2 separate regions of the Homo sapiens genome follow, and region 2 is linked to region 1. Evidence: read pairs that join two places in POLR2A ChIA-PET (ENCODE). Cell type or tissue: B cell. All regions are shown on one strand.

The links. Peaks named below come from ENCODE experiments on the same cell type or tissue, not always from the same donor. Only the 100,000 strongest peaks of a DNase experiment are listed, where the experiment ranks them.
Region 2: POLR2A ChIA-PET joins it to region 1 with 8 read pairs; 7 of 35 experiments call an interaction of 5 or more read pairs at or near these places.

Annotation. Positions count from the first base shown.
Region 1 is chr5:177,170,756-177,175,755 of GRCh38, reverse strand. The region is part of intron 2 of NSD1 (nuclear receptor binding SET domain protein 1); the gene reads right to left. Among named protein-coding and RNA genes, the nearest start is that of NSD1, 39 kb to the right of the region's middle. In B cell, no CTCF peak of the experiment used is centred here; no DNase peak of the experiment used is centred here; H3K27ac peaks cover 532 bases.
Region 2 is chr5:177,294,191-177,299,190 of GRCh38, reverse strand. NSD1 (nuclear receptor binding SET domain protein 1) reads right to left here. Exons shown (of 23, transcript NM_022455.5): 23 at 1-5,000. The coding sequence ends at 3,732. Among named protein-coding and RNA genes, the nearest start is that of RAB24, 7.0 kb to the left of the region's middle. RefSeq lists enhancers at 2,490-2,989, 2,990-3,491. In B cell, no CTCF peak of the experiment used is centred here; DNase peaks (open chromatin) are centred at 2,538 and 3,080; H3K27ac peaks cover 3,973 bases.

The DNA.
Region 1 (5,000 bases):
TTTTCATACAAAGTATTATTTTCCATATGGCTTAAATGATATGACACTATTATACTCAAGGCTATAATATTATTTGCTTTTCCAAGAATAACCTCTGAAGAAGGCTTTCAAATACTTTATTTTTTTTAAGGCAGATTCTCACTCTGTCACTCAGGCTAATGTGCTGTGGCCTAATCACAGCTCACTGAAAATTATACCTATTGAGCTCAAGTGATCCTCCCACCTCAGCCCCACCAAGTCGCTGGGACTAATGACACATGCCACCAGCCTGGCTAAATTTAAAATTTTTTTTTTTAGAGATGAGGTTTTGCCATGTTGCCGAGGCTGGTTTCAAACTCAAGGGTTCAAGCGATCCTCCTGCACTGGCCTCACAGAGTGCTGAGATTACAGGTGTGAGCCACGTCCCCAGCCTCAAAAAGACTGTCTGTAACATATACGCATTCAAATTTTCTTCCTACTCACTGCCGAAATAAATTACGGAAAATTAAGCATAACCTTTTGTGACAACATTTGTCCAAATCTTCTGTGACCACATTTGCCCAAAACTAAATCAATGATATAATAAATACAATGGCTTAAAAGTCAGGCCGGGTGTAGTGGCTCACGCCTATAATCCCAGCACTTTGGGAGGCTGAGGCGAGTGGATCACGAGGTCAGGAGATCGAGACCATCTTGACTAACACGGTGAAACCCCGTCTCTACTAAAAATACAAAAAATTAGCCGGGCGTGGTGGCGGGTGCCTGTAGTCCTAGCTACTCGGGAGGCTGAGGCAGGAGAATGGCGTGAACCCAGGAGGCAGAGCTTGCAGTGGGCCAAGATAGCGCCACTGCACTCCAGCCTGGGTGACAGAGCGAGACTGTCCCAAAAAAAAAAAAAAAAAAAAGTCAGATAAGGCCAGGCACGGTGGCTCATACCTGTAATCCCAGCACTTTGGGAGGCCGAGGTGGGCAGATCACCTGAGCTCAGGAGTTTCATACCAGCCTGGCCAACATGGTGAAACTCCATCTCTACCAAAAATACAAAGAAAAATTAGCCGGGCGTTGTAGTGGGCACCTGTAATCCCAGCTACTCAGGAGGCTGAGGCAGAAGAATTGCTTGAACCCAGGAGGCAGGGGTTGCAGTGAGCCAAGATCACGCCATTGCACTCCAGCCTGGGTGACAAGAGCAAGACTCCGTGTCAAAAAAAAAAAATTCAGATAAGTATTTTGGGCAATGGTGCATTGATTATATAATAACTTCTGGCCGGGTGCAGTGGCTCACGCTTGTAATCCCAGCACTTGGGGAGGCCAAGGTGGGAGGCGATCATCTGAGGTTGGGAGTTCGAGACCAGCCTGGCCAACATGGCGAAGCCCTGTCTCTACTAAAACCACAAAAATTAGCTTGGCAAGGTGGCGTGCGCCTGTAATCTGTCTCGCTCTTGTTGCCCAGGCCAGAGTGCAGTGGCGCGATCTCGGCTCACTGCAACCTCCGCCTCCCGCGTTTAAGTGATTCTCTTGCCTCAGCATCCCAAGTAGCTGGGGCACCACCACGCCCTGCTAATTTTTGTATTTTTAATAAAGACGGGGTTTCACCATGTTGGCCAGGATGGTCTCGATCTCTTGACCTCGTGATCCACCCGCCTCGGACTCCCAAAGTGCTGGGATTACAGGCGTGAGCCACCGCGCCCGGCCTTTTTAACCTCTTTTCTGACGACCAAGGAGGAGAATAAAAAGGAATGCTGACCAGCAGGATAATGTGAATATGAAAATAACACTAAAATATCCTTCCCACTAACCAAAGCAAGTTGAATTAATGTTCATTTAACTACCAAATTACTGCTTCATCCATTAAAAGTTAACATATTAAATGTGCTTATGAAATAATATTTTGGCAGTCGCATTAGAACACATATGAATGACTATTGTTCTCAGAAGACCAATCAATAATAACCTGTGACAATCACACACGTCGATAAACTTTTTTCTGTATAAGAGCCAGATAGTAGGCCAGGTGCAGTGGCTCATGCCTGTAATCCCGGCACTTTGGGAGGCCCAGGCGGGCAGATATGTTAGGTCAAAAGTTCGAGACCAGCCTGACCAACATGGGGAAATCCCGTCTCTACTAAAAATACAAAATTAGCTGGGTGTGGTGGCACGTGCCTGTAACCCCAGCTACTCAGGAGGCTGAGGCAGGAGAATTGCTTGAACCCAGAAGGCAGAGGTTGCGGTGAGCCGAGATCGTGCCATTGCACTCCAGCCTCGGCAACAAGAGTGAAACTCCGTCGCAAAAAAAAAAAAAAAAAAAAAAAAGCCAGATAGTAAATATTTTAGATTCTGCAATGTAAGACATACACTCGAAATTACTCAATCCTCCCATCACAGCACAAAAGCAGCCAGACAACATATTAGTGGCAACATTCCAATAGACTTCTTGTAGTTACTGAAGTTTTAATTTCATATAATTCTTTTTTTTTTTTTTTTTTTTGAGACAGAGTCTAGCTCTTTCGCCAAGGCTGGAGTGCAGTGGCGCTATCTCGGCTCACTGTAAGCTCCGCCTCCCGGGTTCACGCCATTCTCCTGCCTCAGCCTCCCGAGTAGCTGGGACTACAGGCACCTGCCACCACGCCCGGCTAATTTTTTGTATTTTTAGTAGAGACAGGTTTTACTGTGTTAGCCAGGATGGTTTCGATCTCCTGACCTCGTGATCTGCCCACCTAGGCCTCCCAAAGTGATGGGATTACACGTGAGCCACCGCGCCCGGCTTAATTTAATTCTAACATGATACAAAATATTCTTTTTTTTTTTTTTTTTTTTTGAGACAGGGTCTCGCTCTGTTACCCAGGCTAGAGTACAGTGGCAGGATCTCAGCTCACTACAGCCTCAACATACCAGACTCAAGTGATCCTCCCACCTCAGCCTCCCAACTAGCAGGGACTACAAGGTATGTACCACCATGCCCAGCTAGTTTTTAAAAAAAATTTTTAGAGACAGGATCTCACTATGTTGCCTAGGCTGGTCTCCAAGTCCTGGGCCCAAGCCATCCTCCCACCTCAACCTCTCAAAATGCTGGGATTATATACGTGAACCACCATACCCGGCCTCAAAATATTTTCCTTTGGATTTTGCCTCAGCGATTCACAAATGTAAAAACTATTGTTGGCTCACTGGTTGTACAAAAACAGCTTTTAGCCATATTTGGACTGCAGGCTAGTTTGCCAAATCCTGCCATATATTACCACTAAGAAGTCATTTCTATGTATCATATGATAAAAACCATTCATGTTACTTCAAAGTCACACTTAGAAGCTGTTATCTACTAGTTTTATTTATTCATCAGATTCAGTCTTTATTTCATTTTACCTGATGAAAGCATCAAAGCCTAAGCACAATTATGTCTTTGAAGAAATAACTTTAAGACTGAGATGGAAAAAAAAAAGACAATTATAAAAAAACAAACTCCAAAAGTGTCTCTAACTCCCAACTCAAGAAATTCTCCCACCTTGGCCTCCCAAAGTGCTAGGATTATAATAGGCATGAACTACCACATCCAGGATCCAAAAATATTTTTAGCAAAGGCTGCCACAGTCAAAAGTGTTTATAGTGACATCAGAGGAAATGGAGTCGTCATGAACTTCAAGGGCCAGTATCTCCCCCAAAACAGTCAATAAATAGGGGAAAAACTATCACAAGCAATTATATAAACTAGGGAAACCCTTCAAAGGTATACAGCAAAGACTTAAGAAAGGAAGGGGCGGACTTCCTCTAAGAGTTAAGTATGGAATTACCATGTGACCCAGCTATTCTGCTGCTAAGCATATACCAAAAAGAACTGAAGGCAGAGACTCAAACAGATATTTGCACACCCATGTTCATAGCGACATTATTTACATTGTCGAAAAGGTGAAATCAACTCAAATGTCCATCACAAATGGATAATACAATGTGTTATTATTTACAAGATGGAAGATCATTCAACCATGAAAAAGAAGTCCTGATACACACTACAACATGCAAAAACCTTGACAGCATTATGCTAAGTGAAATACACCAGACACAAATAGACAAATACTGTATGACTCCACTTAAATAAAATACCTAGGATAGGCAAATAGAGTTACTACAAAATGGCCAAAATAGACAAAGGGAGGAAAGGAGAATCATTCAATAAGTACAGAGTTCTTGTTTGGGATGATGACCATCAACTGATGAATGGATAACAAAATGTGAAATATCCATACAATGAAGTATTATGTGGCCGCTGATACATGCTAAATAAGGATAAACCTGCAAAACATCATGCTAATAGAAAAAAACAGTAACAAAAGTCTACATATTATATAATTTCATTCATATGAGTCTCAAATAGAGGGATGTAGAGACAGGCAATAGTATAATGGTTACTTAGGGGCAGGGAAGTTAAGGTGTAGGAGGATGGTAACTAAAGCGTACAAGGTTTCCTTTTTTTTTTTTGGAGACGGAGTCTCGCTCTGTCGCCAGGCTGGAGTGCAGCGGCGTGATCTTGGCTCACTGCAATCTCTGCCCCCCTGGTTCAAGCGATTCTCCTTCCTCAGCCTCCTGAGTAGCTGGGACTACAGGCGCACTACTAATTTTTGTATTTTTATTAGAGACGGTTTCACCACGTTGGCCAGGACGGTCTCAATCTCTTGACCTTGTGATCTGTCCACCTCGGCCTCCCAAAGTCCTGGGATTACAGGCCTGAGCCACCACGCCCCGCCCGGTTTCCTTTTTTTTTTTTTTTAACATGGTAAATTATCAAGCAAGAAGGTTTCATTTTGAAGTGACAAAAATGTGCTAAAATTGGCTCCACTTTATGTTAATAAGCCAGATATAAACAGATAAATATTATATGATACTACTTATATTATCTAAAATAAAACAGGCAAATTCAAAGGGAGAGAAAGAATTTAGGTTACCAAGGAGTAGGAATAGGGAACTATTAGGAATTACTATTTAATGGATAGTTTATGTTGGGGATATTGAAAAACTTTGGTATAGAAAAT
Region 2 (5,000 bases), 120 kb before region 1:
ATTTTATTGTGTGTGTGTACAAAACAATGATCTATTCTTATTTCAATTTACACTATAGCAGCCTCTGGCCCTGTTGCACTGGCCCTAGGAAGCTCAGCTGAGAACTAACTGGCCATAGCCAATGACAGGCTCCCACAGCAACTACCAAGCAGTGACTTGGAATGTCTACACATGGAACTGCTCAAATGAAACTCAGCAAGAAAGGGGCTGGAGGCAGCTCCTTCTCTGCCATGATCTGAGAGAGGTTAGGACACTGGGCTCCTCTAACCTGGCTGATAAACCCCAAGAGGATGACAGTATCATTTAAAAAACCTTAGTAAAATCCACCTTATAGGGACTAAGGGTAAAACCTATCCAAGTTTCATGCTGTCCTCATTACTCCCTATGGGGGAATCTGTCAGGACTAAACTTTCTGCCATTCTGTTCTCATGAGGCAACATTAGAATTACAACCTGGGAGTCCGGCTCCAGTGAGCAGACAGTGCCGAGCCTGGGAAGGGATCAACAGGGTGTTTCATGCCCTGACCATAGTGTGGGGTGAAGGATGTAAAGAATAAAATAACTATTTTCATCAATGCTAAAGATTTGGTTCAGAAGAGGGTCAACACAGTGATTTAAGTCATCTCAAACTCAGTAACAGGGTAAAGCAGACATTTAAAAATGAGGATGTTTCTGTATCAATGACAGCTATTTTGCTATTAGACTGGGTTGGCTCCAGCAAGATAAGCAAATGAGGCTTTGAATGTAAATTTCAACATTTTTCATAATCTTTTTCTGACTTAGCAGGGCTAGATGTATTGGCTTTCTAGCTACCCATGGAGAATTTCAACTTTTGCCTTGTCCCTGGAAAAGGCCTCCTGGGGAGCTGGCTCCAAGGCAAACACTCTTGAGATCTCAATTTCCAAGCACATACCCAAATACCACCCTGCGTTAAGGACCAGAAGTTTTCTAAGATGAAAGATTTCCTTTTCACTCCAATTCACATCCCTTTGGAAAAGGGGTCTTATTACAAACTTCAGGGGACGTCCCACAGGGCTGGCAAGGCCACTCCCTCCCCACCTTCCTCCAAGAGTCACATTTCCCAACAGTTGTTGTGACTCTGCTTCTAATTGGATAGTGACTGCTTTCATGATTTTAACCATCTAGTATCACATGCTGCTACTGGTGGGCCCAATAGCTCAAATTTCTAGTTTCCAGTGGTTTTCTAGTTCCCATTCAATGGCCCTTGAAGGAAGCCCAGATGTCCATCCATTCAGATGAAGAACTGCTCCCCAAAATGGCTCAGAAGCTGTTTTCCCAGGCAGGTCTGGAACGAAGCCTCCAATGAATGGCGGAGAATGGAAAGAACCAAAATAAAACCACAAAGCAGCCAATCATGGCCCCTTTCCCTCACTCCCTCCTGTCCTGTGAGACATCTAGACTGCTGTCAAGTTGATTACCTACCAAAGCCTACTTTAGAGAAGCTACTTTAGAATCAAACTTCTCCACGGAAAATTTTTACATGGCCTGCACGCCCTCCCCCCGCCCCCCCCAAATTCACAGTTTATTTCATGAAACAAAGAGCTACGGTAATTTAACACACAACATAGTGAAAGGAGACTCTGACAGTGCAGTGCAGATACCTTTTTCTGATCACAACTACAGATGACTGGAGAGAAAAGGGCACAGGACTGGCACCAAGCAAACCCTACTCATATGACCTAAAAGATTAGGGAAAGGGACCTACTAGCTGCAGTTATATATTTATTATTCTCACACATGATAAATACTTAATATAATGAACTTTAATGTTCTCGGTGAATTTCTTTAAAAATATCTTTTTCATGGTTTAAAATTCTTTTAAAAGAAAATAAGATGCTTTACGTTTTCTCTTCCTTTTGAACAAAGAGCTTTTCCTCTTTGATGATGTGGGAAGAGAGAGAGGATGAAAGGGGAGAACTAGGCAGGTGGAATTCACAGAGGAGATTCCGAGGTCTCAGTGAAATGCAGGGATAGGCCCCTAAACTCAGGACAGCCCTGCCCAGCCTCGTCCCTCTGCCTGAGTTCAAGTGTCTCAACCTCAGAGACAGACTTTGGGAAATAAAAGCAGATTCTATTTTTAATCTTTAGATAAAGCGCAAATGCTTCTATAATAACTACTGTTCCCTCCGTGGAATTGATGGGAGTAACCTCAATAAGAACTTGAGGAAATTGGGACCAAATACAGAATCCTATTGAGAGCGTGAAAGCCATAACTAAGAGATAATGGCCAGGAGACGTTAGGGCCGGGGATGGCCTGCTGGCTAAGTTGGCAAAGCAGAGAGGTAAACATGTTGGTCTAAGGACAAAGGAGGGGTAGACAAGTGGGAGGAAACTAGCCAAACAGCACTTCCTGTTGGCAGTCTGTGAGCTGGGTGAATGGTAGGGCAGGGTAGCACCAACAGATTTCCCAGCCCTTGGGCCCCAGCTCAGGGCAGCAGTAACAGATAATCAGCAGTTAATAGGAGTCATCTCTTAGCCTGGACGTTGCTCTAAACACCACCTCTTGCCAGTCTTCAGGGAAGGGTTCTGGCTTGCCTTTGAGCTAAGTCAGCAGGCAGGTGCTCTCAATACAGAGCACAGCAATTCTCAGGGAGGCGAAGAAGAGGACTCCCTCCACTCAGGAGGGAAAAGGAATGGGGAAAAGAAATTTCCCATCAGGATCTGGTACTCTTCCTGAAGCTGGTGTGTCTAGCTCAGAGCTTGCCAGAGATTCCCTATGTCCACTGCCCGAGGCTCTGAAATCTGAAAGCACCTGAGTGTTTTAGGGAAATAGGGATGGGGTGGATTCATGTACAAAGAGAAAAATAGGTAGAAACAAAAGCAAAGAAAGAGAAGCTTGCCAAATGCCTTCTTCCACTGCTGGAAATCTACATTCGCACAGAGCCCGACTGCCCCTGACCACCTGCTCCTCCAAGGACTGATCTTGAGACTCTGCACAGCCCAGACAAAAGCAGCAGCGGCGACCCCACAGCCAACAGCCTTGCTGGCCTCAATGCAGCACCCTTGCATCTATAGAGGAGACCTCTGTGAGTGTGCGCGCATGCACACGCACCCATGCACACCGCAGCCAAGAGACACTTCCTCAACACAACCACTTCTGGTGCCACAAAGGACATTTCAAAATGAGTCTAAAGCCCCAGGGCCCCTCAGAACTTCCTGTTACTTCCTGGTCAAAGGTTCCTGAAAGCCTTGGAATCCAGGCTCACAGGGATGAGGCCTGTATCTCTCATCAGTGACTAGCACCCGGCCTAGAACACGTGAATGCTCAGGAAATCGCCACTGATTTGAAAGAACACCATTTCCTCCCAAGGGTTCCTAGGTGCCCTCAATGGGGCTCTGTCTGGTTGGGGAAATCGCTTTGAGAGCCCCTATACCTTCCAACCTGACCAGCGGAATTGAATTCCATACTTGACTCCAGAGTGGACTTTTTATTTCACGATGACCATGTGGAAAAGTTGGGGGAAAGAGACCCAAGTCTGTCTGTCTCCTTGGTTGGGGCCCACTGGATTTTCATACATGGTTCACACAACCATAAGCCCCCACTGGCTAATGTCACAAGAGTTCTGAGTGTTGGGATATGAGGAAAGAATAACAGTGGGAAAGTGTTCGGGGCAGATGTGTTTTTTTTTAAGGGGGAAAGAAAGAAAAGATTTCCCCTCCCCAAATGGTACCCTGGGGGCAGCTTGTTTGTTCATGTGACATTGATTGGTACTACTTCTGTTCTGATTCTGCACACTTGTGACTGGAAGGAGCCTGGTTAAGAGCTGGAAGTGTATTTTGCTCTGGTTTGGGGTCTTGCCCTCTTCCAAGAGACCAGCAAGTCTGTGCCAATGTCTGTGTGCTCCCAGCAGACCAGCAAGACTGTGCCAGTGTCTGTCCAGCCACTATGGGCCAGAGCCCTGCCCGTGATGAGGCTTTTCCCAGGGCCCAGGGACTTTGCTCTGTGGTTACCAACTTCTTTTCTTCAGTGGGGAGGGAGGCTGGGGCCTTCCCGAGAGACCTAAAAGATTGCCCACTCTTGGCGGCAAGTGCAGGTAGTTGCTGGCCTCCGACCATCTGCTTCGCCTGCTTCACCAGGCCCGGGGATTGGCTAAGAGGCCCTGGGGTCTGCTCAGCCCCTGCAGAAGCTCTTCCTGAGGCCTGAGTTGTTGGCTCATATAAAAAGGCCTTGGCAGGAGGCTGAGAAAGAAGTCTGGCCTGGGTGAGTGATTTAACAGCTTGCCAGGGGTCCTCTGAAGGGGCTGCTGCTTTCCCAGATGTCTGAAGAGGATCTGACACACAGCCTTTCTCAACAGCTCTCGGCATATGCCCCAGACCTTTGCTGGCAGGCCATGAACTTGACTCCAACACTGGCATCTTCTCATCAGCCTGTGGTGTGACCTGATGAGGTGAAGCTGCCCGCTCCTTCTGGCGAGGAGTTAGGTCTATGAGATCCATCACCAAAGCAGCTCTATTTTTTGACTGAGTATTCTGGTCCACAGGCCTCAGTGCTTTTTCTTTAGCTACAAGGGTCTGGACCACAGCTGATAGTACTTTCTCAGGAGGTGGGAGTCTCTGGGACAAAGAGGCATGGGGTTTGTCAGTAGGCCTGTCTGAAGTCTGGGGTTTGGGACTGCTAGTAATGAGCAGTCTGTCTGGCGGCGGAAGTCTCAGGCCAGTGGGAACTGAGGTTTTCTCCAGTGACTGGGGCCTTGGGCTGGCAGCACCTATGGATTTATCCAGCCTTGGGTCAGCCGTCCCCAGAGGTCTTTCCAGTGGTTGGGACCTGACTGAGGGTGAGGAGCTTGGGCTGGTCACTGGAGAGGGTTTGTCGCTTAGCTGGGGTCTTGGTCCTGCCACTGCTGGTGGCCTGTCCAGTGGCCTCTGGCTGGAAACCAAGGATTGGGATTTGGTCCCTGACCCAGCGAGGTCTCTGACCTTATCTAAAGGCTGGGGCCTGGAGTCAGTTCTCTCAAGAGGTCTTTCAGGTAGCAATGGCCT